2 separate regions of the Homo sapiens genome follow, and region 2 is linked to region 1. A link is a contact called in ENCODE Hi-C or POLR2A ChIA-PET data. All regions are on one chromosome and are shown on one strand. The core of a region is the stretch at or near the end of the contact, and the rest is flanking DNA. Distances in the headings are between cores, read along the strand shown. Region 1 holds the start of ZMYND8 (zinc finger MYND-type containing 8). Region 2 holds the start of ADNP-AS1 (ADNP antisense RNA 1).

Region 1 (4,121 bases), core at 1,021-3,520:
ATAAGAACAAAGAAAATAGCTGAGTGTCTGAACTTACTTGTTTGGGGCAGTGGCACTGTTCAGTTTTAAGTATATAACATCATTAACTGCCTGCAGTTTTACTCTAAGAAGCTAAGCTGGCCTGCCTTGCACAGACTTTTCTCAACTTAGAATGTGGTACGTTTCTGCTGATTAAATGAGCCTTTTTCCAATTCGGTGTCAGAAAGTGGGCTACTGGACACTCATTTGAAAGAAAAAAGATTACTGACTCCATAAAGTTGACATAACACAGCAATTGAATATATTTCCTGCATTTACGGTCATGTCGGATTGGTCTCCAAGCTGAAAATTTATGTACTGAACTTCTAGGGAAATTCTGAAGGTACTGCTAAACAAGACTCTACTTTTCCCACTTAACTTCTAGCTGCAGCCTTAAGTGGTCAAGGGAAATGTAAAAAGTGAGAAATCTTATGTGGGGCCAGCATGCATACAGATGTGTGGAGGAGACCTGAAAAAAGGCCAAAATGTGTTGGTCAGTGAGTCCTGAATCAAACCCAGTCTGGTGGTAGATGAGATTTTGCACTATACATAAGTCCTAAAACATGAGCACACTGACACCACCCCCCCAACACACACATACCACCACCACCACCAGCTTCTACACCACCAATGTTTTTAGGGCTCTGCACCTCTAAGAACAAGCAGTTTCATGACATTTCACAAGCACATCACCTACTCACAGTTTGAATATCCAAACAAACCCCATTAAAGGTCTAGAGTCAAGTCACAATGAACTGAACATTTCTCCCCTGACTCAGGGTAAACAGGAAGTATAATCTTCAATCCTAGCTGCAGGTTATCAGGAAAAACAGTGGATTCAAACAGTCACCTAAAATCAAGACACTCTTTAAAAAGCCCTTATTTTGTTCCTGCTAATGAAGCCCCCAACTCCTGTAGCCAAGACCCACTATTACAAACAGACCCCAAATGTTCGCAAAACTCTTCAAACATGGTCACAGAGGAAATGGATTGCTTTACTTACCCAACAAATGTTCAAGCAACCGTCTCATTTTTCCACAGTTAGGAAGAGAGAACAGGCTGGCAGATTTGGGACTTGATCAAAAAGGAAATTTTTTTAAACAGTTACATGGTATTATTAAAAACACACACAACAACAACAACACAACCCAACAACTGAATATGGAATGCTGTCATGAGCCACAGACATGATTTTATTTCCTCTACACTCCATGACACAGGAGAAGAGAGGAGGATACAATGTATAAAAGGGACAGGAAAATGAAAACAAGGATAAAAGGTAACATTAGTTCCTTGAAAATCATGCAAGAGTAGAAAGCTAAGGGATTCAGAATCCTTGCAGATTTTTTTTTTTTTTTTTTTTTGCAGGATGTTGTCCAAGATCTCTCCCCCCACCCCCCAGTCCCCATCCCTACTCCAAAAAACTTCCTCCAAAGCCTAGAAAACACTTTCAGAAACATTTGCTGGCTGTAGGCTGGCTTGCAGAACACTCTGTAGCAACCTAAGTCAGGAAAACAGGCTGAACAATGTAGTTTCAAGTGCAGAAGCTCTGTAGAATAAGAGAAGACCGTGTACAGACACCACCACCCACCTAGGCCCCAGGAGCTAGACTCTCCTTAGCACTGCTCTGCTGAGGGCACAATTCTTTTGCAAACACGCTCCTCTCTTGTCAAAACTTATCCAGCCTTCCCAGAACCTCTTTGGAGAGGCAAACTTGCCTGCTCTGCTGTCTGCCATGAGCTCTCCTTGGAGAGGAGCCTGTTTGCTTACCTTCCATTTTCTTCCCCCAGCAGGGCATGTGGCAAAAGAGAAGACAATAGTGCAGGGGTGGGAGGGGGGGAACTGCTCAGAGAGAGAGAGAGGGGAAGAGAGAGGGAAGAGGGAAAGAAAAAAAAAAAAAGAAGGAAAAAAAAAAGCTTCTTTTTTGGCATACCAGGATCTAGCTTCAAACTCTTCCAGAAACACCATGCCCTGGTGGAAGGAAAGGTGTGCCAGGCCCTTGCCAGTTTGCAAAATCAAGCTATGGCTAATGGCTACTGAGCCATGTGACCCAAGAAAGCAAAAAAATTCTCTCTAAACAGTTCCAAGTTAACATAAGTGCTCTGGGGGTGAGTGTGGCACGGCCAGCCACAGAGAAATCACACTGCTCGCCCACAATTCGGATGTCTCAGAGGGAGGGGGAAAAAAGATGGTTAAAAAGTCGAGCTTACCTCTGTGGATGCATTGTTAACACTGTGTAATGTCAATACTTATAAAACATGGAGGACAGGCTCCTAGTTCTCACAGAAAAAGGGTTTGGCACTTCGGCTGATGATCTGGCCGCCTAATAAAAGCTCATCCCCGATTGGCTGCCCCGGCAAATCGGAGTGTAAAGCCGCCCCGGATTGGCTGAAACACTTCCTGAGCGATTATCTTTGTGAGGCTCGGGTGAGCAAGAGCCATCCTGTGCATAGAAAAAGACAGGCTAAGCTAGGCCTTTTGCAGCAAGAAAAACTTGGGAAAGGGGCCCCCACACGCACTTCTCCTGCACCCTGGCTAGATTTCCCGGCACGGGCCAGCCAGGGCAGCCAGCCTGACCTGCTCCAGGAAAGCCTGAGGCCCGGAGGTCCCTGGGAAGGGAGTTTCTTGGAGTGGGCTGGAACGGCTCACCCTCACCTGCCCCCAGAGAAACGGCCCTTGTCCAGGGAGGAAGGCCAGCCTTTTTCTAGAACAGTCCAGCAGGGTGGCTCTCCAAGGGGAAGGGGAAGCTGGGGAGTGGGGAGTCCCGGGGAAACAGCCAAGGGGCCAGAAAAAGGGGCTTGAGGCAGGCCTCTGAGAAGCTGGGGGAAGCAGGCAGCCCGGGGGAGCCCCGAAAAATCAGCAGAGAGCAGCCCTGGCTTCTCAGAGGAGCGAGGAGTAGCTGCTGAGGGGAGGAGGGGAGCAGAGTGGTCAAGTTTGCATAGTCATTGTCCCCATGCCTCCTTGCAAGGCAGGCCAGGGAGCCGTGGGCCTCTCGCGCCCTGCTTAGCCAGTCCTGCAGGCAAAATCAACGTGGGTTCCTGTCGCCCTGCCACGATGCCAAGGGGGACCCCTCTCGGTCCTTACCCTAAGAAAAACCCAAAGCCCTCCTCGCAGGCCACATGCCTGGATCTACAAACTTCCCTTCCCTCCCGGCCCCTCCCCCGCGGCCGAGACCTGCTAAACCTGTCAGTTAAACACAAATCTGACTTCCGTATTAGCCTGCGATGCCTTCGGCTTCCTGCCTGTTAACCCTCTCTCGGACTCGGGGCCTGGCTGGGAAAAACTAGGCCTTGAGATCGCAGCGAAGGCCTGTGGAAAAATACCAGCTGCAGCTCTCCCGGCAGATGCAGAAAGAGAGAGAGAGAGCCGCTGTCTCTCAGCCTTTGCTTCCCAGGGAGGCGTGTACCTTGTGAATCCAGGGCACAGGCAGTGCCTCTCGGGCTGAGAAGCCATTTCAATCCAGAGGGAGACAGAAAGATGGCACGCTCAGCCCGGAAACAAGAGCCCCCATTATGCGTCAGGCCTACCCCCGTAGGTCAGCCCTTCCTGCCACAATCATCCCTGTATGTGTGTGCCTGGGGGAGTTGGGCCCTCCTCGGTGGGCAGACAAATCCCCTGGGCTTCCTAAGGATTCTTGCTTCCATTTATTTGCACAGAGAACGGCTTCTTTTCGTCCCCCAAGGCAGATGGAGCAGCGATTTCACACACAGCCCTCCATTTGGCAGCCCCCCCACCCCCCCATCTCTGGCACCGCTCCCCAGTAAAATATTAACTGGTTGTTCAGAGCTGCTTACAATTCTACCCACTTCAATTGCGTTAGGAGGTCTTTGCTGGTCTCCTCCCTAAAGCTGCCTTCGCAGTTGGTCTGTACCCAGAGATAGAAAAGGACCGTAAAATGTCCCCAGCTTTCTCGCTCTCTTTCCTTCTTCGGCATTTTAAATGACAAGGTGCTTAATTAACAGGATTTTTTAAAACAGCAACCTGGAACCACAGAAGCTAAATAAACACCATTCTTTAGAGGCTGGAGAAAGCGTCCAGAGTTAACGCAGCCATATGCCAGGAGGCATAACTCCGGAGCAATAAAGTCTCCCCTCTCCTCCTAA
Region 2 (4,443 bases), core at 807-3,306, 3.6 Mb after region 1:
GCTGCTGAGATAATGAATGGCAATTACAAGTCCAAATTTGGAGGGAAACGAAATTTTTACAATCAACACTTGAGTTCGACAATGAAGAACCCAACATGGGCTTGATGTTTACCAACAAGGCTTTGCAAATCATGACACCCATCTACACACTTAATCCAACATCTCTCAAGAATGATTTTTAACTCTCAAAGAATTGGAAAGATTTGGCCTATGAAGAAGGGAGTTAACCAGCTATGCCCCCAAACCTGTTACTTTGTTTCAAACCTTCTCCTTTACCACCAGACTTAGGAAAGATATGGTGACACATTCAAAACTTGAGGTGGAAGAACTCCAGAGGAAGGGAATCCGAACCAAGGATGTGCCAAGGTGATTCGTCAAGAACAAATATGGACTGGGGGCCAACAGTTTTGAAAAAGTAAAAGGAGAAAACTTCTAAAATGCAGGGTGGGCTCTTTAAAAGAAGTAAAATCACTGCTCTTGACTCACTTAATCCTTCGCCATGTTGCTGTCAGCTCACCAACTAAGAGTGCGAGTGTGTCTTGCTGGGCCCATTTTCCCATGGTCTGTAGAAGGCGCTGTGAAGCACATCCTGTTCTAGCTCGGGGGCCCTTCCCCCCTCTGCAGCCTTACCCAGTGCAGAGAATGCGCCCCCTACTGACTCCAACACTCATCGCCTTTAGCCGACTTGGCTGCGGTGCATTTTGGGTGGGGGCTGGTATTTTCTCCATGGCCATAAACCAGAAGCAACAATGCAGATTTCTAAAGAAACTGTATCAAGCTATCCAAGAGATTTTTTTTTTTTTCATTCTGAAGGTTCAAGATACAGGCACAAGAAGCATCAGGGATGGGAACTGGGTGTGTGGGGATGGACATCATTAACATGACAAACACAGAAACAGTTTGGTTCTTTTTCCCTCCTAAGCCTTTGTCTGTGAAATGGGGTTATGGCAAGAAGTGTCCAGAGTAACTGGTAAATTCAAGAAGATTAAGAAGACTTCGTGTGTGGGGGGTGTGTGTGTGTGGCTAAAAAGGATATCAGACCTAGAGTCTTGGTCTTGGGCAGAAGAGGAAGAGAAGCAATCGCGCCTTTTCCAGCAGACAGGGATCAAGGTTGGGGGGGAGGGGAAGGCAGGCAGGCCTCCCAGAGGAAAGAAGAGGTGAATACGAGTGTGTTCACAAAACTACTCCCCATTCATTACATTAAAAAAAAATCTTTTTGCAGCTCTCTGGATTTCCATTTTCTACCACCTTACTGCAAAGTTGGGGCTCAGAATGTTCGAAAGAGGTGCTGACCAGGCAGCTGAGATTGGGGAAAAGGGATGGTGGTGAACTGTGGTCAGGATAAGAGGAAAGCTGGCAGGTTGGGGAAGAAGGATTGCACAGGGGAGGCAAAGACTCACTCCATGCCATGCATGCTCCCCGCCCCCCCCAACCCCGTCCCCCCTCCCCCAGGTAAGGGTGGGCAGACCTGGCAGAAGGCTGGTTCAAGGCATGGGGGTGTGCGTGGGGGGGCTCCTTTTGGGGGTGGGGGGCGGACGGGATTAGTTCCAGGATGGGAGAAGCTCGGTTCTGGCTGGGGGAGATGCCCTTAGCTGCAAAAGCTCCGGGCGGCCAGGCAGAGTGCTGGCCTCGGTGGGCTCACAGGGCGGAGAAGGGGGTCGGGCTGCAGGAGGAGGCGCCTGGACCTCCGGAGCAGAGTCGGGTAGCGGTCCGTGCCGGGACGGGGGACCCGTCGGCGCCGGGGTGTGCAAAGGAGCGTGTGTGCGGCTGGAGGGCGGCGATGCGAACAACAATGCGCCCGCGCCCGGGGCCAGGCTGCACTGGCGGCCGCGCGGGCCGGGGTCGGGAAGCCAGGCAGGGCAGGGCCGCGGGTCCGCGCGCGGCGGCGCCGGGCTTACCTTGACTCGGCCTCGAGGCGCGCGCGGGGCCGGCGTGCTCGGGGGCCGGACAGCGGCGGCGGCGGCGGGCGGATGGCGGCGGCACGGCGGTGGCGGCAGCGGGGAGGGCGCGCCCGGGGCCTCGTCGCGCTCCGGCTCGGCGGACTCCGGCTCGCGCCGCGGCCGCGGGTGCTGCCGGGGGGCGCGGCGGGCGCAGCAGAGCGGCGGGCGGCGGCGGCGTCGTCGAGCGGTGCAGACAAAGGAGGGGCGGAGGGAGGAGACGGAGGGTGTGGGAGAGGCGGCTTCACCGGCGCGGGCGGCGGCGGCCGCGCTCCTCTCGCTCCTCAGCAGCGGGGACCGAGAGAGGGAGCTGTGTCTGAGAAGACGCCAAAATCCCCCTTAGCGCTGCCTGCGGGAGGGGGAGGGGGCACAAGATGGCGGCGGCCGGGGGGGGGGGGGCGGGAGTTCAGCTCATGGATCCCGGCGGGCGGCGGAGGGGAGACCGGGCCGGCGGAGGCGGCGGCGGCAACGGGCGGGGGAGGGGGCTGATCCCGCGTCTCCCCTCAGCAGACAATACAAGCGCCTCGGACCGAGTCCCCGAACCTGCCCTAGCCAAAATGGCGGCCGAGAAAGAGCGGAAGTGACGTAAGTGCCTCATTAGCATAAGAGGACTCATTGTCCAGCTAAATAGGGGGGGGCAGTGGGGACAGCACCCCTAACCCCCTTTTCCCCAGGGGGGGTTCCTCTTACTCCCACCCCTGCTTGCACCTAACTTTTCCTGAGGGAGGGTGCTCTCAGCACCCCCACCCCCGCTTGAGGGAAATTATATAATCCCCACTGAGGGGGGAGCTCTCGCGAGAACCAGGCGGATTTGCCATTGACCCACTAGGAGGCGCCGCGGATAATGGCCGCAGTGCGCTCCCGGGGCCCGTGTGCTCGGCGGGCGCCTTCCTCTGGCCGCAGCGCCGGCGGCGGAGGCAGAAGCAGCGGGCCGCAGCACGCCCAGCACTCAGTCAGGTGGCCGTGCTGGGGATCCCTGCGCGGGCCCAGCTGGGCCTGGACTACATCTGGCGGGAGGGGTGTGCGGGGCGGCCTGGGGCGGCTCCACGTGCTCAGATGCCCGCGCTTCCACGGCTGAGAAGCGGCGGGAAGGCGCCGGGACACCTGGCCGGTCGCCCCTGACGCCTCCTGCCTTAAATGAGGTGTGAGGGCCTCGTGCTTCACACAGCGACTTGAGATGAGACACAACCCCATGGATGCCTTAGCCCTTCCTGGTGGGGTATTCGGTGCAGAGGGGCCGAGATTTTATTAAGGTCCGCCGTTACCCTGTGACTTGACATTCTTCCCAGTCACAGTGATGGACTCTTCTCTGACCTGAATAAAAAAAAAAATGGGAATCCTAGTGCCTTGAGGCCACCCAACTGGTGAAACTTAAGGATGAGAAGTGATGTTGCCAATAGGGGCATTGGCTCTCTGCAAGATCCTTAAACAACACACTTTGTAGTCCTAGGGACATAGCTTTTGGTGCTCCCACAATCTGGGTAGCATAAGACAGCACATGGTTGCTTTGTAAATTTAGGTCAATCCCAACCAATACATTATCTCCTCAACATTTTTGAACCAACCTTTTAAAGTAGGTTGTTCAAAGTAACATTATGATTTAAAGTATCATTGGTTGGTTAAATGTATTGACAAGTAATAGATGTCAATAGTGAGGAATTAACCAAGCCTGTTTCCTTAATATGTGATCTTTAGGTAAATACACCTGTCTTTTGCTGTTTCTTTACATTTCAAGTTAACATAGTTTCAAGCCATACTTAACATCCGAAAATAATCTGAGTTCGCTGCAAGTAGTATAAATTGTGGTTACACATAGCTGTTCAACATCTAAGACTTCAGTTAGCCCTGTTTAACAAACTTTTATACAACACATTTCTGCAATTGTGATAAAATGTATCTTTAAAAGCCAAGTCAGTATTTCAAGGGAAAACAGCTGAAAAAAGTCGTGGAAAAAGGGGTTGGGGCAAAGCATTTGATTCAGAAAACTAAAGAATCTAATTACACACTGCAGAAGACAGATAAAAACTAATATGAAATAAGCAAAGTAAGTTTAAGTTTAGTTTTTCTTAGATATACTTAGATTCCATATAGTGATAATACAAATACAAGGGAAAACATCTGGATTTCATCTTTGGCCTCATTTACAAAGCAAAATGGGATGCTGGATTCAGATGTAAATATTTAATTTTACAGTGTTTAAGCACCAGATTTACTACAAAAATGCATCTAAATATTCCAGATTCTTTTCTAAATGACTTCCAAATGCTATGAGTCTTCACTGCTCAAATACTCTATGGTAAATTCCAAGAGTGACAGTGTTGTGATAATGATTGTGTGAATAACTAAAAAGATTTAAAAGGCAAACATTATCTACTCTAGTGAGTATCTGAGAAGGCAGTACTATCTATATTAGGTTCTCTAAGGTTGTTACTTAATTTCTGCTCCACATACTTGACACTGAGAACTCAACTTTGAGTTTAGGTTAAGAAAAAATAAATTCTAACCA

Evidence for each region. Hi-C counts contacts between places; a loop is a spot of excess contacts on that map. ChIA-PET counts read pairs that join two places held with the same protein, here RNA polymerase II (POLR2A). Pooled maps may share reads with other maps.
Region 2: a loop to region 1 is called in a pooled map, with 5 times the contacts of the local background. The contact joins the promoter of ADNP-AS1 here to the promoter of ZMYND8 in region 1. A Hi-C loop is called at or near these places in 5 of 50 pooled maps. POLR2A ChIA-PET finds 5 or more read pairs at or near these places in 2 of 52 experiments (HepG2 and activated B cell).

Annotation. Positions count from the first base shown.
Region 1 is chr20:47,354,429-47,358,549 of GRCh38, forward strand. ZMYND8 (zinc finger MYND-type containing 8) reads right to left here and starts at 2,271. Exons shown (of 23, transcript NM_001281775.3): 1 at 2,229-2,271. The coding sequence starts at 2,242. It overlaps LOC101927377 (a long non-coding RNA gene), which reads left to right. Exons shown (of 2, transcript NR_134501.1): 2 at 1-205. RefSeq lists enhancers at 2,082-2,251, 2,095-2,702, 2,237-2,531, 3,282-3,631, 3,311-3,916 and 3 more.
Region 2 is chr20:50,928,928-50,933,370 of GRCh38, forward strand. It overlaps ADNP-AS1 (ADNP antisense RNA 1), which reads left to right and starts at 2,057. Exons shown (of 3, transcript NR_110009.1): 1 at 2,057-2,127; 2 at 2,448-2,522. ADNP (activity dependent neuroprotector homeobox) reads right to left here and starts at 2,510. Exons shown (of 6, transcript NM_001282531.3): 1 at 1,899-2,510. RefSeq lists silencers at 1,729-1,908, 2,049-2,098, 2,249-2,468, 2,768-2,955, 2,819-2,998 and 2 more and enhancers at 1,339-2,129, 2,549-2,668.